3 separate regions of the Mus musculus genome follow, and regions 2 and 3 are each linked to region 1. Evidence: chromatin loops called from intact Hi-C (ENCODE). Cell type or tissue: left cerebral cortex. All regions are shown on one strand.

Region 1 (5,000 bases):
TTTTTTTTTTTTTTCTTTTTCTTTTTTTTGGCGCCAGTTCCTGCGACAGAAACTGCTTGAGGGAGAATCCTCGGGGGTGTTCTCTGAGGTTTCCTTCCTCGTCCCATACAGTCATCTGAGGTGGGACAGAGGACTGTCGCAGGGCAGAGGTCCTTCATTGCCAGGAGGGGAAAGGCAGGGGGAATTCCCCTACTTTCTTCTCATCCAGTTGCAGGGTACCGCTGCTTGCCACAAAAACCCCAAGAAGGCTTTCTTTTGCCTATTCATATTGTCTATCGTGTGCCAGGTCCTGTGCTGAGCTGGGGTGGCGGAACACCGAGAGAACGCGTGGCTCTGGGGCAGCGCCCGGGTCCAGCCTCGGCTCACACCGGGAAGTCAGAGGCTGCTCACGGCAGGGGACTGGGGTGAGAGCCCCGACCCGGGAGCGCAGCGCCCGCGCACAAACTGCTGGCGAGTCAAGAGGCCTACTCCTCAGGTGTCACCACGCCGGGAAGGTGCGACTCACCGCCGCCGCCTCGGCCCCCGCCCTAGCTGGGGTCAACATGGCCGCCGAGGAGGGGGGCGGGGCGCTCCGAGTCCGGGCAGGAGCGGGGCGGGGCCGCCGTCGGCCGAGCCGGCGCGCAGGCGCGGCACGGACGGGACCCGGATGGAGGCGCTGAAGTTGGAGCTCCGCGGGGGTGGTCTGGACGCGCGGGCGCGGAGGATCCGGCGCCAGCTCTGCAACTCTGGAGTCCTCCGGGGAGGGAAGCTGTCAAACGCAGGCCGAGAGAAATTAGGCGGAGGCTGTAGAGAAGCGAGGAGCCCCGCCCCTCCGCCATAGCAGCCTCCGGCGCCGCCTCTTCCTTTGCAGCCTCCGGCCCTCGTCTGCTTCCGGCCCCGTTGCCTGGCCCGGCCCCGCGATTCCCCCGGGACGAAGCCCTGGGCCGTGGCTCCCTTGGGGTGAGGGTCACTGTCCCGTCCTGGGTAGGAACTGTGTCCGAAAAGAGCAGGCTGGAACGGGCTCCCAGTATGGCAGGGCTTAGCAGAAGGAGGCGGCTCGCTCCACGTTGCCTCTGGGTCATAACGCAGCACCCATTTGAGAGTATTAGCCTTCCGCAGAAAATCCAGGACTCCAGTTCAACAGATCTTTCCCAGTTAGGGCCCATCACCATAAGCTTCCAGCAACAACATGTGCTACAGTTGGAGAAAGTTCTGGGCTAAGCCTTGGATGTCCTGGCTGGACAAGGAATGCATACCCTTTGTTTATGGCAAAAAGCTCTCCTGACTGTGGACATAGGTTTTAGAAAGCAGTGCGTGAGGAGCTTTAAGTGGTGGGCGTGTCACTTGGCTCCAGTGAGCCTCAGTTTTCACATCCATAAAATGGCGATGGTAATTACACAGTCTTACTGGTGTCTAATGAGATCTCTGGAGCCTATTTCACGGGTAAATTAAAGAAAAATGAAACTGGTTGGTTCTAAGCATCCGGCCAGTTAAGAGTCTGATTTGGCAAGGGGCTTCTTTCAAAGGGGTGTTGGCAAAATAGCTAGAGAGATAATTGACTGTCTTGATTTTACTTTGTTTAACTTGAGTGTGGGTTGCATCTCCTGTGGCCACTGATGCCAGAGTTTGAAAGAGGGAAGGACTGAGAATCAAGATGCAGAGGTGGATTCAGTACTTTTCCTCTCTCTGCCTCCTTTGTGCGTGCGGATTGGAGGCCAGGGAAAAGAGAGGGAGGGAGGGAGAGATTGATTGAGTTTGAGTTGGGTGTCCATGTTTCTGTCATTTATTTGGGTTTAGTGAATCCAGTGTTGGAGATATCGTGGGTAGTCAGAAAATGCTGTTTCCTGCGGCTTAACTTTAAACTGAATTGTCCTAAATAAACCGACATGGAGTTGGGAGGTGAGGGGGCCTCCTTTTCTCCCGGTCTCCTGGTGATGAAGTAAGCAGCAGGCGCCCCCTCGTGCCGAGGATGGGGTACTACCGCTATTAACCAGTCTTGTTCCCTTGGCGGAGAATTTTTTCTTTTCTCCCATGCTTTCTGTGACTTTGTCATTTGCTTTTTTTTTTTTTAATTCTATTTTATGTGCATATGTTTATGTATATATGTGTGGAGCTACAGGTGCGCCTTGGCACACCTAAGTGAGGACAGAGAACAACTTTGTGGGAGTGTCTTCTCATCTTCAGCCTATGGGTCACTGTAGTGGCAAGTGCCTTTGCCCGCTGGGCCATCTTGCTTTCTAACCAGAAACACGATGGGAGAAATGCTTGGACCAGTGATCTTAGTTCTAGCGTCAGAAAACTTGACGATTCTCTATCCTGTCCTTGCTACTTCGTGCACTTGGGAGAACAGATGTCTGTTTACATGCTGGGTCCTGGGATATAATAGAGTTAGGAGACAAAGCCCCCGTCCTCATAAGGAACAGATAGGAAGATAAAGATGGCAGAGCATGAGGCAGTGAGAATATAGGGCTGTCTGGTGGGATCAGAAAATTCCAGAAAGCAAGTGTAGCCTAAAAGTTTAGAGGGTGTTAGCCACGTGAGAGAAGAAAGACGGGGCTCTTCCTCTCCTTGCTTAAACACAGTAAGAGCTGTGACTGCTATTAAATTGTGTTTTTAAAGAAATGCCTTGATGTGCATTCTGTGCCTCAGAATGGCACTGGGTTTTTGTATGAGTTTGCCGCCACTCCCGCGGAGATGGGAAATGGCTGTTTACCCCGTCCCGAGTGGTAGACTCTGTCTTCCCCGAGTTTGTTTTAGCAGTGGGAGCTGGCCGGAGTCCTGCTGAGCAGTGGTTTTCTTTTCCTTCTCCACTTAATTTAACAGACCAGCTGAACACACATCAGAGAGTGAAGCTGGCATGTGTAGTAATTACGGGCTTCTAGGATGGTTCTGTGCCCCACTTTGGGGACTCTGGTTTGGGAATTCGCTTATTATTCTGGGCAAAAGGGAAAATGGCACAGGTAAATAATAGCAGCCACGGCATTGACTTGTGCGGTACCTTTTAGTTCAGTCCATTTTACCATGATGACGAGTTGGTGAGATCGGAGGGGTAGAGAATAGTGTCCTGGTTTACACACACAGGACTGACTCTCAGAGGGACTAAGGGAGAACTTGCAAGTGACAAAATTGGGCTTTGAACCCGGGTCTTTGAGTCCTACATAAAAGCATTTCAACGGGCTTTTAAAAGTTCTGTGAGCTTAGCTTTCCAGCTTGTGCTTATCTGTGTGTTACTTACTGACTGGCCTAGAGTGCTTCAAGAGTGACACCCAGTGGTCCAGCTGCCTTCAGGATAGTCTTCCCACCGGGAAGCCAGGTGGCTCTGTTTGCCATGGCCATGTTGAAGTGGGTGATTCCCCTGGAGAAAATGTTATTGATTTGCTTTTGGCCTGTGTGTGACCTTTTCTCCCTTGGGTGTTAGAATTTAGAAGCCGGAGGAAGCTCAGTCCTGGTGGTGAGAGAGAGGATGGGACTCCTGGACCCATCCCAGAAAGAGGTGCTGAGATTCGCAGTAAACTGCCGCATCCTGACTCTAGTGCTACAGGTCAGTCTCTGATCCTTTCCCCTGAGCATGCACTTGCCATGTGACTGAGCTAGCAATGGAGAATAAGTGGTCCTCATCTCCCTACTTCCTGGTGTGCTTCAGCATGTGGGTGATCACATACAGGCTGAGACCTGGAACCTGAGAAGTGGGCAAGAGCCTTAAACTGTGTATCGATCATGTGTCTTACACGTGAAGCAGCAGGTTAAATGATTTGTCCAAAGCTAAAGACCCCTAGCTCCCTGCCCAAAGTAGAGATTTTCCTAACAGCCTTAGCTATCTGATGGTCTTGCCAACCGAGATACTTTTAAGGTGTGTGTGACCGTTCACAGTGTCACACAGGGCTCTTTTTTTCTTGGAGTTCAAGTTCTGTGCTACTTGAGTGGGAGAGAGGAGCCACTTTCAAGTTCTGAGACCATCTATGAATATCCACAGTCCTGAGTCCCTCTCCTTGCTGTCTCCAGCATTCAGTTCTCAGTCTTTTTGCCCTTTTACCAACCCCTCCCCCAGGCTGCCTTGATACATACTTTAATGAAAGTTGCACATATGTGAATTATTTGGTGCCTAGTGTACTGCTCTGTACTTGAAGTCCCAAGTATATGACTGTGAACAGAGGTCACCACCCTAGAGTTGCTGAGTTGACATAATGATGTGTGTCTATGTCACTCGTACCTGGGACTCCTTCCTTTGTAGAAACCTTTTCTGTCCCCCTCCGCCCCACTGCTAACCCGCTCTGAGCTTCTCGCTCTGAGCCTTTCCTCCCCTGCTCTATGCTCACTTCAGGTTCTGCTGACTTTGGGCATTAAAGAGTCTTCATCTTGGTGGCCTGTACTGTTACCTGTGATTGTCACCCCATCCCATTTCTTTTCACTGGAGTGGCCTGATGAGGAAACTGACAAGAAGAGAAAGAACCTTTAAGTGAGCTGTGCTCTTGTCGCTGGGCTGGGGAGCCTGACTCAGTGATGGCTGAGCCAGCACCAGCTGAGCTCCTGGCAGGAGCAGAGGAGCAAGTCAGCAGCTGGGAAGGGCAGCCAGGGCAGCTGGGCTCTCAGGCACTGTGAGCGTGGAAACACTCTATTTCCCCAAACCCCTGAAGTTCAGCCACCAAAATTATAGTAAGTACTTATTCCCCAAACTGTGCTAAATTGTGAACGAAAGGTCATGTTTTCCCTCAAGTAGCTGACAACCTAATGAGGCAGAAAGACATATAACAATAAATTGATTTCATTCTCTCTCCTTAGCCTTCCAGCTGTAATGCTAGTGTTATCAGATTATAGCCCTAGCTCCCCTCCGTTGTCGCTGGCATCTCTATCAGTGACAGTTACTCTCTGAAGGTTTTAACTCCCTGTTCACTGGCACCCTTTCTGGCACTGCGTCTGTTGATGTCTGCAGTTTCAACAGTAAGAAGATGATATGTTCTGTGTCTGATCCCTCACATCATCGTCTTGCCTCCTTGCAAGGCAGGCGTGTCTTCACTGCTCCC
Region 2 (5,000 bases), 57 kb before region 1:
GATCATACCAGTCCTCAGCCCCATGGTGAATGGGAGGAAGTGGAGGTAGGCAGAGATGGCCTGTAGCTATAGAGAAAAGGGACAGTGGAATGATTTATGCTGCTCAATTTATGTACTAGGGAGCAAGGCTGCTCTTGCAGAAGTCCCTTTAGTCCTAAGATCTAAGTGATTTCTGTGGAGCTGGCAGGGAAAGTAAAAAGCCTGTTGGTTGGGAGAGGCCTTAACTTTTGTACTTATCTCTGCCTGGAGTGCCCTTAACAGAGGAGGGTCCCCTCCGGGAACTGATCAACAGCTGCTGCCAGTCCCTAGAATCACAGGAAGTGGAGGCCTGGTGCCTTTGTATAGAAGCTCTGCAGCCAGACAATAGTTTGTGCTGGCGGGGCCATGTGGCGAGTCACGTGACCCGAGGCTGTATTCTGCTGGGGTCCTTACCCATCTGTTCTCTCGGCTCTTTCTGGGTTATCAGGCGCCAGTCCAAGTCTTCCCAGGCAGCCAGCTTCATGGCCAGAGATTACGAGCACTAACCTTCCTGGCAGGGTCGGTGTGGCTTCGAGTTTATGCAGATTAGCCATGTGTTTCTCACTTCAAGGCGGTCCACAGGAAAAGCCTTTTCCTGTGTTTGGCTCTCAGTGGGCGGTTCCCAGCTTACTGTACTGGGACTCAAGCTGCAGGCACGCACGAGAGGGATCACAGTACACTGCCCCCCCCTCCACCTCCAATGCTACGTCACCACAACACAACCACTCACGCTCTCATACTGTTGGTGTCATTCATTCCGTGCCAAGATTGCTTTAAAAAATTCCCTTGGCCCCAGTTCAAACAGGAGTACAGCTGGGATGTGTTAGATTTTAGGCAGTCTGCCCTCAATTTGAGATGAGTTATAAATAGCAGTGCCGACTTCCTTAACTACCGCTCTCTGAGGTAAAATGCAGGTTAATTACTGTGGGAATCAATTAGGGGCTTCTTTCGGTTAAAGAGCCAGGGATGCATTTTTATTGTTATTATTAAAACTCATAAACAAATCTGGCCAGGAATAAATTGAAAGCACGAGAAGTACAAAATAATATTTGGAGGCCCAAAATCCAAGGGTATGGCTCTAGGTTTATCCTGGCACCGACTAGTTGGCATCTAGAGCGGAAAACACAAGTGTGTGCTGGTCAGGACTTCTCCTTTCCAAAGATGGAGGCTCTTGGCAGTCCCTGGCCCAACCTTTCATTTTGTTCTTTCGAGTCTTTGGCACAGCTAGGCATAAAAGTTGGCCCTTACCTCCGCTTCTGGTCACCTCTTCTCTGTATCTTTGGCTTCTGACTGTCCATTCTCTCGCAGACTTATTTCAGGATCAGAGATTGTTTTTCCTGGTGCCACTACCACATGGTGTGGGGAGTAATATCTCTTGGTACTCAGAAGTTTTAGTGCGTGCCTGGTTTTGTCTCCTCTTTCAGTGGCTTATGGTCAGATAGAGAATTTGCAACTATGTTTAATATTTTGAGTGTCCCAAAAGTGGTTACTTTTGACTATCTGACACCTAGCCTTGATGAACCTTAAAGCTCAACTTGTTACTTTCAGCAGTTCACAAGGCCACTGTGGCCTTTTCCTGTACATTAAGAACTTGTGAGTGATTCCAGAGCCAGGTGGTCCGGAGGTGCCATTTGCTGGAAGCAGGGAACTCTGCAAGTTGTTAGTGTGCAAGCTGTTTGCACTGAATATACTCGGAAGGATAGGCCTGCACCGGCACCTTTGATGCCCCGAACCGCATTCATTTCATTTGTCAGGCACTTTATAGCTTGGCCAGTGATCTGCAAGGAGCTAAGTGGTGGACTACCCCCCCACCCTTATTTTTATTTTTTTATGAATGCAGGAGAGTATATAGCAGGGGGCCTGGCTTGCCTGATGAAGGGCCAGCATTTTCCTCTCAATTACGTGTCTGTGAGGCAGAGCCTTTGCCTTTGAAGCGTAATCACAGTAATCTGCTCCCGCGGTTTCCTGTTGAAAGGGTTTCCTCTCCATCTTTCCCAGAGTGGCATCTCTGGCTCTTTTGCAGCTACGATTTGGTGTTTCTCCTCCTTTGTGGCTGCTGACTACTGATGCTGGCCGTTTCTATTTTACAGGAGGTAGACATTTTTCTGTTTCAATTGATGAATGAAGATTTGATGTTCTCTACTTTAAGAGATTGGGAGTGGTGCCTCCCCCCCCAACTGCAAACCACATATCTTTCACAGTATTTTTAAATCTCATAAGTAAGTTAGATTCTCTTTTAACATGAAACCAGAGTGGTCTGTTTGTTGGAACTGAACATATTTTTGTTTGGTGAATAGACTGCAATAGTCCATTGATCGTGATAAACCTTTGGTGAGGGGAATGAGTTTGATAACCAAAAAATGTCAGTTTCATTTTGAGAAGCTATTGTTTGACTGTCCTTTAAAGGATCCTACTGTGAGGCCAGAGTAGTCTTAAGACTCCAGGTGCAGGGGAGTTTTGTCTTATCCTGCTTGCCTTGGTAAGTGTTGGAGTTTTGGCCATGTGTTTGGGTTTGGGGCTGGGTGTACGTTATTATAACCCTTGCTGATACAGGTTGGGTTATTTCGATGCCATTGTTCTTCAGGACTATTTTAGCTTCCCCTCTTCTAATTCAGTCGTCCTACTTGATACTGGGGTTGAGGATATCTGCTGCCTTGCTTGCCTGTTCCTTCTGTCAGTAGGAACTGTTGTAGTTGAACAGTTGTCCATCCTTGTATTTGGGGCATTTAGGAGGACTTTGAAAAAAGCCTGAACTCTTATGTCCTGGAATGCAGCCAATAACTCCACCTATTCTGGAGTGTTGGGACCAGGAATTTAAGCTCAATTTGGGCAACATAGTGAGACTCCATGCCATTTCAAAACAAAGTAAAACTACCTTGGACAGCAGAAACAGGAAGCTGTATACATAGCTTGGAATATTTAATATTTATTGGAAAGACATTTAAATACAAGCACTGTGGGAAGCTTATTTTTTTGTTGTTGTTGTTGTTGTCTCATTCTGTAGCCCAGGCTGACAGATTTTTGTAATCTTGGTTTGTGTGGAACTCATGGTGATCCTCCTGCTTCAGCTTCCCAAGTGCTGAGAGTATAGGAATGAGTCACCACACCTGCCTATGGGAAGCTGTGCGTTATGTACATTTTAGGTGATGAGCTAAAGTGTTCCAGGCCAGGCAGTGAGTTAGGATTTAAATTCCAAGTCTATCAAATCACTATACACTTTATTCTTTCTATATGTTAGTGTTGTATAGAATTTAATACGTTTGGAGCCATATGTAGCAGGAAGTGATAAATTATTTGGAAACATTGCTCTCAAATTACATTGTAGCATGATAGACACTAGCCATATGTGATTATGTGGATTTAAATTAATTAAAAGTGGACTAGGAATACAGATTAGTTGTTAGAGTACTTGTCTAACATACATTTTGCCCTGGATTTGATCCCACCCACTACAGAACCTAGATCTGGTGGCACGTACCTTATTCCCAGCACGTGGGTGGCTGGATGGAGGCAGGAACATCAGCAGTTCAAAAGGATTTTGTTGTGTAGCTTGTTTGAAGCCATCCTAGGCTTCTTGAGACCCCGACTTAAAGTAAATAGTCAATAAATAATAAATTAACTAGTGTAAATAAAATGCCAAGCTTAGTAGCATAGGCCTGTAATTTTACTAATTTCAAAGCTTAGGCAGGAACATCAGCATTTATGTCTAGAGGCTGAAGGGATGTCTCAGCTATTAAAGCGCACTTGTATTTACAGAGTACTGGAGGTTGATTCCTAGCACCCACAGTGGCTCACAACTGTCCATAGCTCCAGTTAAAGGGGATCCAGCAACTTTTCCTGAGTTCTTTGGGTACCAGGCATGCACATTGTACACAGGCAAAATACTCAGACACATAAAAGTATACACATCTTTAATCCCAACACTTTGGAAGTTAAAGCAGGGAGATTGTCAAATTGAGGTTAGCCTGGCCCACATGGAGCAAAATCTAAGGGGAAAGGGCAAATAATTCGGCTTCTTCCTTACATTTTGCATAGTTTAAGCATGTAATAGTAACACATTACAGTCACCTTCTTTTTTATTTTTAAATTAATCAGTTAACTTGAGAAGGGTTCCTATTTGTACTTTGGCTGTTCTGGAACTCACTCTGTAGACCAGGCTGACCTCGAACTCAGAAATCCGCCTGACTCTGACTCCCAAGTGCTGGGATTAAAGGTGTGCACAACCATATCCGGCTGAATAATCCCTCTCCTGGATCACACTGATTGCCAGCTAATCATACACATCAGAGATCATTCATAGATCTAGAAGTGGGAGGGGCTCAAGCCCTTCCACACCAACAAAGTTGGAACCCGGAGGCCTGAGCATTTATGAAGCTTCATGGAAATTCCGGGTGTGCAGTCCTTGTTAAAACAGCCACTGCTATAGAAGTTCCATAGTGACACCATCACCATGGTAATGACTAAAACTGGGTAGACCTAGATCAGACTGACAGATAGCCTGAGCATGCTGATCTCTGTTCAGAAGATCCTGTTGTCTTCACTTGAGGGCCTCAAACAGCCCCAGTAGCCTGGGTGAAGTGAGCTGTGATGTGTGGGATCCAAAGACACACTCATACTTCCCCTGGGCATAGCTCCATTGCCAGCAGTATTGTGTCCATAGTCTGAGAGAACTCGGTTTCTGCTTCATTTTGTTTCTCTCAAGGTAAACAAAAGAAAAGTCTACATAGTTATGGCTGTTTCAAGACTTGCTAAATGTAGATGGAGTTGACCCAGCCTCTTAAGTAGCTGGGGTTACAGGTGTGCACCACCACCTCTGTCCACTGCCTGGCTTGTCCTTTGTGGTCGGAGATTCCTTTACAGTAGCTTTACTTACTCCAGTGTGATGACATGCTCATGACTGGGTGGGGACTGTGTAAATGCACCCTGTCTTGGAGCATGTCTCCAAACACTCACATCATTTAGCTTTCTGTCCCTCCACAAAG
Region 3 (5,000 bases), 160 kb before region 1:
AACTGTGAGGGTCTGCCAATCGGCCCTGAGTCATTGGAAGGAGGAAGAAGCCGCCCAAACACCACCATTAAGTTCTTTGGTGCATTTCTCTCCACAATGTCAAGAAGACAAAGGATGCTCAACCAGGAAGGCAAGGCAAACCAATGCCACGCAGCACTGCTGTTCATGGTCTGTTGGGTCATCCTTGCACTTTTCCAAACAATTGTCCACTCCAGCAAAACATCGCATGCCCCCTTCCCAGGCAACCTCAAGAAAAACACTACATGTCCGTTCACAGCAAAATACCCTCCCATGTGATTGCCTCAGCAAAACATCCTCTCAAAAGACAGTTTCCAGAAAAATGTCTCATACCACAGCTGAATCTTCCAGAGAAACCAGAAATTTCCACCTCACAAGTCAAAGGACATTTTTTCAGGTGCAAGTTTTTCCTTTCCACCATGTAAGTCCCAGAGACTGAATTCACCATCAAACTCAAGGAGGGGCCATTACCACTGAGCTACCTCCATAACCTCATTTTTTTAATTTTATTTTTTTTTGGAGAGGTTAGATTTAAATAGGGTCTCACTGTGTAAACTTGGATGGCTTAGAATTAATTCATAGCTGACCTGGAACCCCCTCTGTAGGTTCAAGATCAGGGTGGCCTTGAACTCACAGAAGTCTGCTTGTCTCTTTGTCTCTTAAGGACTAGGATTAAGGTATGTGCTGCCTGGCCTAGCTCTGTAAATTTTGCTGTTGTTTCGCAATTTGTCTTTCTATGTGGACAAGTTGACTCTAAGCGCACTATCCTCTACCCTTAGCCTGTAGTGTACTGGGATTACAGACATGTGGTGCCATAGCTGGCCCCAGGGCTCTTACAGTAAATTTACAGGGTAAATACAGTATTATTATTTGTTTTTTAAAAAAGGTGGGGGGGCTGGTGAGATGGCTCAGTGGTTAAGAGCACTGACTGCTCTTCCAAAGGTCCTGAGTTCAAATCCCAGCAACCACATGGTGGCTGACAACCATCTGTAACAAGATCTGATGCCCTCTTCTGGTGTGTCTGAAGACAACTACAGTGTACTTACATATAGTAAATAAATAAATCTTAAAAAAAAAAAAAAAAGGAAGAAAGGCCAGATGTGGTGGTGCACACCTTTAATCCCAGCACTTGGGAGGCAGACTCCTGAGTTCGAGGCCAACCTGGTCTACAGAGTAAGTTCCAGGACAGCCAGGGCTACACAGAGAAACCCTGTGTCGAAAAACAAAACAAAACAAAACAAAACAAAACAAAACAAAACAAAACAAAACAAAAAAGAAGCTGAAGAGACGAAGAGCTTGTTTTTGAGCCGGGTGGTGGTGCAGGCGGATTTCTGAGTTTGAGGCCAGCCAGGGCTACACAGACAAAACAAAAAACCAAAATAACAACAAAAAAGAGCTTAGTTTCTTAGACCAGACCCTGAATTATAACCTCAATTTCTCTCTCTCTCTCTCTCTCTCTCTCTCTCTCTCTCTCTCTCTCTCTCTCTCTCTCTCAATGTATCATGCACAGTGTTCTGTCTGTATGTGTGCCTGCATGCCAGAAGAGGGCACTACCAGATCTCATTATAGATGGTTATGAACCACCATGTGGCTGCTGGGAATTGAACTCAGGTCAGGACCTCTGGAAGAGCAGTCAGTGCTCATAACCTCTGAGTCATCTCTCCAGCCCCCCCAAACAGCTTTTAATAAGAGCACTTCCCTTCCCCCTTCTGCGGAAAGCATCATGACATTAGTTCTCCATTCTTGATATGTTATTTCATAGTCTTTTGTTTGTTTTGTTTTTTACTGTCCTAGAACTCACTCTGTAGACCAGGCTGGCATCAAACTCAGAAATCTGCCTCCCAAGTGCTGGGATTAAAGGTATGTGCCACCATGCCTGGCTTTATTTCATAGTCTTATTTGGACTATTCATTACGTTTCTTACCCTGACATACAGAAAACATTTTAATTCCATCATCTCTGTGTGTATGCAGTACCTTGTGTGTGGGAGGGGCTACCAGTGGGAGTTGGTGTGATCCACCCACGTGGGTCCCAGGGATTGAACTCAGTTCTTTAGGCTTGCCAGCAAGCGCCTTTACACACTGAGACATCTCACCGACCCATTTTATGAGTATGTCTGTTCATATAACAAACCAGTAAACTGTTGAAAGGAAAAGAGAGAGAGAGATGACAGACAGACAGACTGACAGACAGGAGGAAAAGAATAGGTGGGAGAGAGGCAGAGAGAAAAAGATTTGACTACATCAAAACCTTTCACCAGATGGGCGCTTTCATCCCTAGTTCCCTGCTGTTCTTCTTTTGACCAACAGGTGGCAGGCTAAACCCACAACAGGCGACCATGACTTTCTTTAACTGCAATGAGAAGAAAATTGCTTCTTTTCCCACACGTATTTCTTTCCCCAGATAAACAGTGCGGTGAGCATCTGCCCGCTTATCAAGGAAGTGAGCCCCAGAAGAAGGTCGCTTTTCAGGTGAGGGACACACGGGTCACCAACCTGACTCTGAGCTTCAGGTTACAACACTGCAGACAAGTTCCTTAGAAAGCAGCCAAGGTTGCTCCAAAAGTTGTTTTAAAATTCACATAATCTACATTTCCCCAGTTAATAATAATAAAAAGTGTATAACCAGAAGTCACAGAGGCCCTTCTGTCATAACTGGTAGGGTTTTAGAGGTAATGGTACTTCCTTTTCATGAAGGAGAAGTTTTCAGAGCCAGCCCCCTCCCAGAATCCTTCCACCCACCCCTCTATACACTGCTCTCCCCCAGGAATTGCTTCCCAGCCCTTCACAAAATTGCCAGGGTAATTGACTCTTCGCGGGCTGAGTCTGACTTCCCACCCTGATTTGGTAACAGACTTTGTTTTGGTGAGATGAGGCTCTTTGTTTGCCAATGCACAATAAAAATGGCTTTTGAGTGACTTCAGAGGACGCTTTCTGGTGCCAATAGCAGATTCCAAAGCAGCCTTTATCCCCGACGTGGGGGATCGGGTCCCTCGAGACTGTTTAAGGATCGGTTTTCAAAGTGCTCAGAACCTGAAATGTCTTGTATGGTATATTTGCAGGTGCATAATTGGCCCAGTGCTCCAGGGTTATAAAGGCTGCCTTCCTGTGGTAGCAGTAGACAGACTGAGCCTCTTGCTAAAATTGAGGGCTGCAATTTCGATAACAAATCTGATTCTAACTCTCCCGTGTCACTTCAGCCCAAAGGTGCCTTTGTCTCCCAAGAGAAAGAGGGCTGGAAGTGACTGAATGGCCCTTCAGCAGAGCCAGGAGCAAAACATTGCCGAGGGACACTTTTGTCCGGAGAGTGGAGGTTTAGGGCTGGTATGTGTGAAGTGAGTTCTCTTTGTTCACTGCCAACCTGCCTGAATGCGTGTGAGGCGGCGGAGGTGACAGCAAAATGCTTTAAAAGTGGCCTGCAGTGGGAAACTCGGAGCGCACAATGGCGTTATTTTTGTTAGACATAATTCTCCCACCTCGCCTTTTTATTGCAGGAACCAAAATAAGTCCGGATAAAGCTTTAAAAGGCTGCCTTGATGTTGGAAGGAAAATGGATATTGTCTCTCCCCACAGTGTCTGAATGGTGCACATAATCCTAGCTATATCCAGATAAGAAGACGCCCCGCCCTGGGTGGAAGAGCACCAGGCGTCTCCAGGGAGGGGCCGGAGGGTGCTAGCCCATCTTACTGAAACTTCTAAAATCTGAAGAGAAGGCTCCCTGCTCTTCACACTTCTATTTGCAGTTAATGTTTATGTGTGGTAGAAATGTTCGATCCCCTTTACTCCTCAAAGCCCCCCCCCCCCACCTCCGGCATTTGATCACTTGATGACACCCATGAAGACTCCAGCTTTCGGCTTTCATCATCGAAAACCCGCGGGCTGTAGACTGAGGAGAGGAAAGGGGCGGTGCTCTCCCCCTAAATTGCTCAATTTAGTCAATTTAGGAGATCAGGGAGCCAGGGAGCTCCTTCTGCGATTAAGTGTGTTTTTTCTTTTGTTTGTTTGTGTTTTTCAAGACGAGGTTTCTCTGCATAGCCCAAGCTCAGAGATCCGCTTGCCTCTGCTTCCCAAGTGCTGGGATAAACTTGGCGAGCCATCAGAGTGACTCCAGTCGGGGAGGTTTTAGTGAACTGTGTCTCAGGTAAACCGGATGTGGGAGGATGTGGGCGCCACATTCAAATCTGAGGGGTGCCTCTCAAAGGAAAGATCTAATCGGCCAGCCTTCCCTGCAGCAGCTACCAGGGTGGAACGTTTGCCTGTTTGTGTTCCAGGCAGGGGATGCTGCTAATTATGGGAGCAATTCCCATGGATACAGAGAAGAAGGAGCCAAGCCCTGATCAGGAGCGGATGATCAGGAGGGGACTAAGGAGAGTGGTTGGCTCAGTGATTACGAAGAACACTTGTTGATCTTGCAAAAGTCAGGAGTTCAATTCCTAGCACCCACAAGGTGCCTCACAACTGTCCCAGGAACTCTCACACCCTATTCTGACCTCCATGGGTATCGGCGAGCACCTGGTAACCATACTTAACATGCAAATAAAACACTCAGACATAGCAGAGCGTGGTAGCACCCGCCTTTAATGCCAGCACTTGGGAGGCAGAGGCTCATTGGTGAGTTTAAGGCCAACCTGATCTACATACTGGGTTCTGGGCCAGCCAGAACTACATATGAGATGCTTTCTTGAAGAATAAAAACAAGAGCTGGAGAGATAGCTCCATAGTTAAGAGCACCGACTGCTCTTCCAGAGGTACTGAGTTCAATTCCCAGCAACCACACGGTGGCTCACAACCATCTGTAATGGGATCTGATGCCCCTCTGAAGAGAGCAAAGGTGGTATACTCACCTACATTAAATAAATAAATAAATCTTAAAAAAAAAAAGTAGGACAAAACCCCCAACAAAATCATTTGCATGCTTTTAAATCCAGCACTCAGGAGGCAGAAGCAAGATTAGTTTAGCCATTTGGGGCCAGCAAGATGACA

The links. Peaks named below come from ENCODE experiments on the same cell type or tissue, not always from the same donor. Only the 100,000 strongest peaks of a DNase experiment are listed, where the experiment ranks them.
Region 2: it touches region 1 in a loop (4-fold over the local background); 7 of 42 quality-filtered maps call a loop at or near these places.
Region 3: it touches region 1 in a loop (7-fold over the local background); 41 of 42 quality-filtered maps call a loop at or near these places.

What each region holds. Positions count from the first base shown.
Region 1 is chr4:133,668,258-133,673,257 of GRCm38, reverse strand. It overlaps Pigv (phosphatidylinositol glycan anchor biosynthesis, class V), which reads left to right and starts at 611. Exons shown (of 4, transcript NM_178698.5): 1 at 611-939; 2 at 3,398-3,520. The coding sequence starts at 3,443. In left cerebral cortex, CTCF peaks have their summits at 1,941 (motif pointing left) and 3,278; DNase peaks (open chromatin) are centred at 691, 1,908, 3,265 and 4,491; H3K4me3 peaks cover 1,913 bases; H3K27ac peaks cover 1,965 bases.
Region 2 is chr4:133,725,376-133,730,375 of GRCm38, reverse strand. The region is part of intron 1 of Arid1a (AT rich interactive domain 1A (SWI-like)); the gene reads left to right. Among named protein-coding and RNA genes, the nearest start is that of Mir7227, 11 kb to the right of the region's middle. In left cerebral cortex, no CTCF peak of the experiment used is centred here; DNase peaks (open chromatin) are centred at 601, 1,124, 1,676 and 1,949; H3K4me3 peaks cover 269 bases; H3K27ac peaks cover 538 bases.
Region 3 is chr4:133,827,243-133,832,242 of GRCm38, reverse strand. No RefSeq gene overlaps it. Among named protein-coding and RNA genes, the nearest start is that of Gm12974, 13 kb to the right of the region's middle. In left cerebral cortex, a CTCF peak has its summit at 2,329 (motif pointing right); a DNase peak (open chromatin) is centred at 2,326.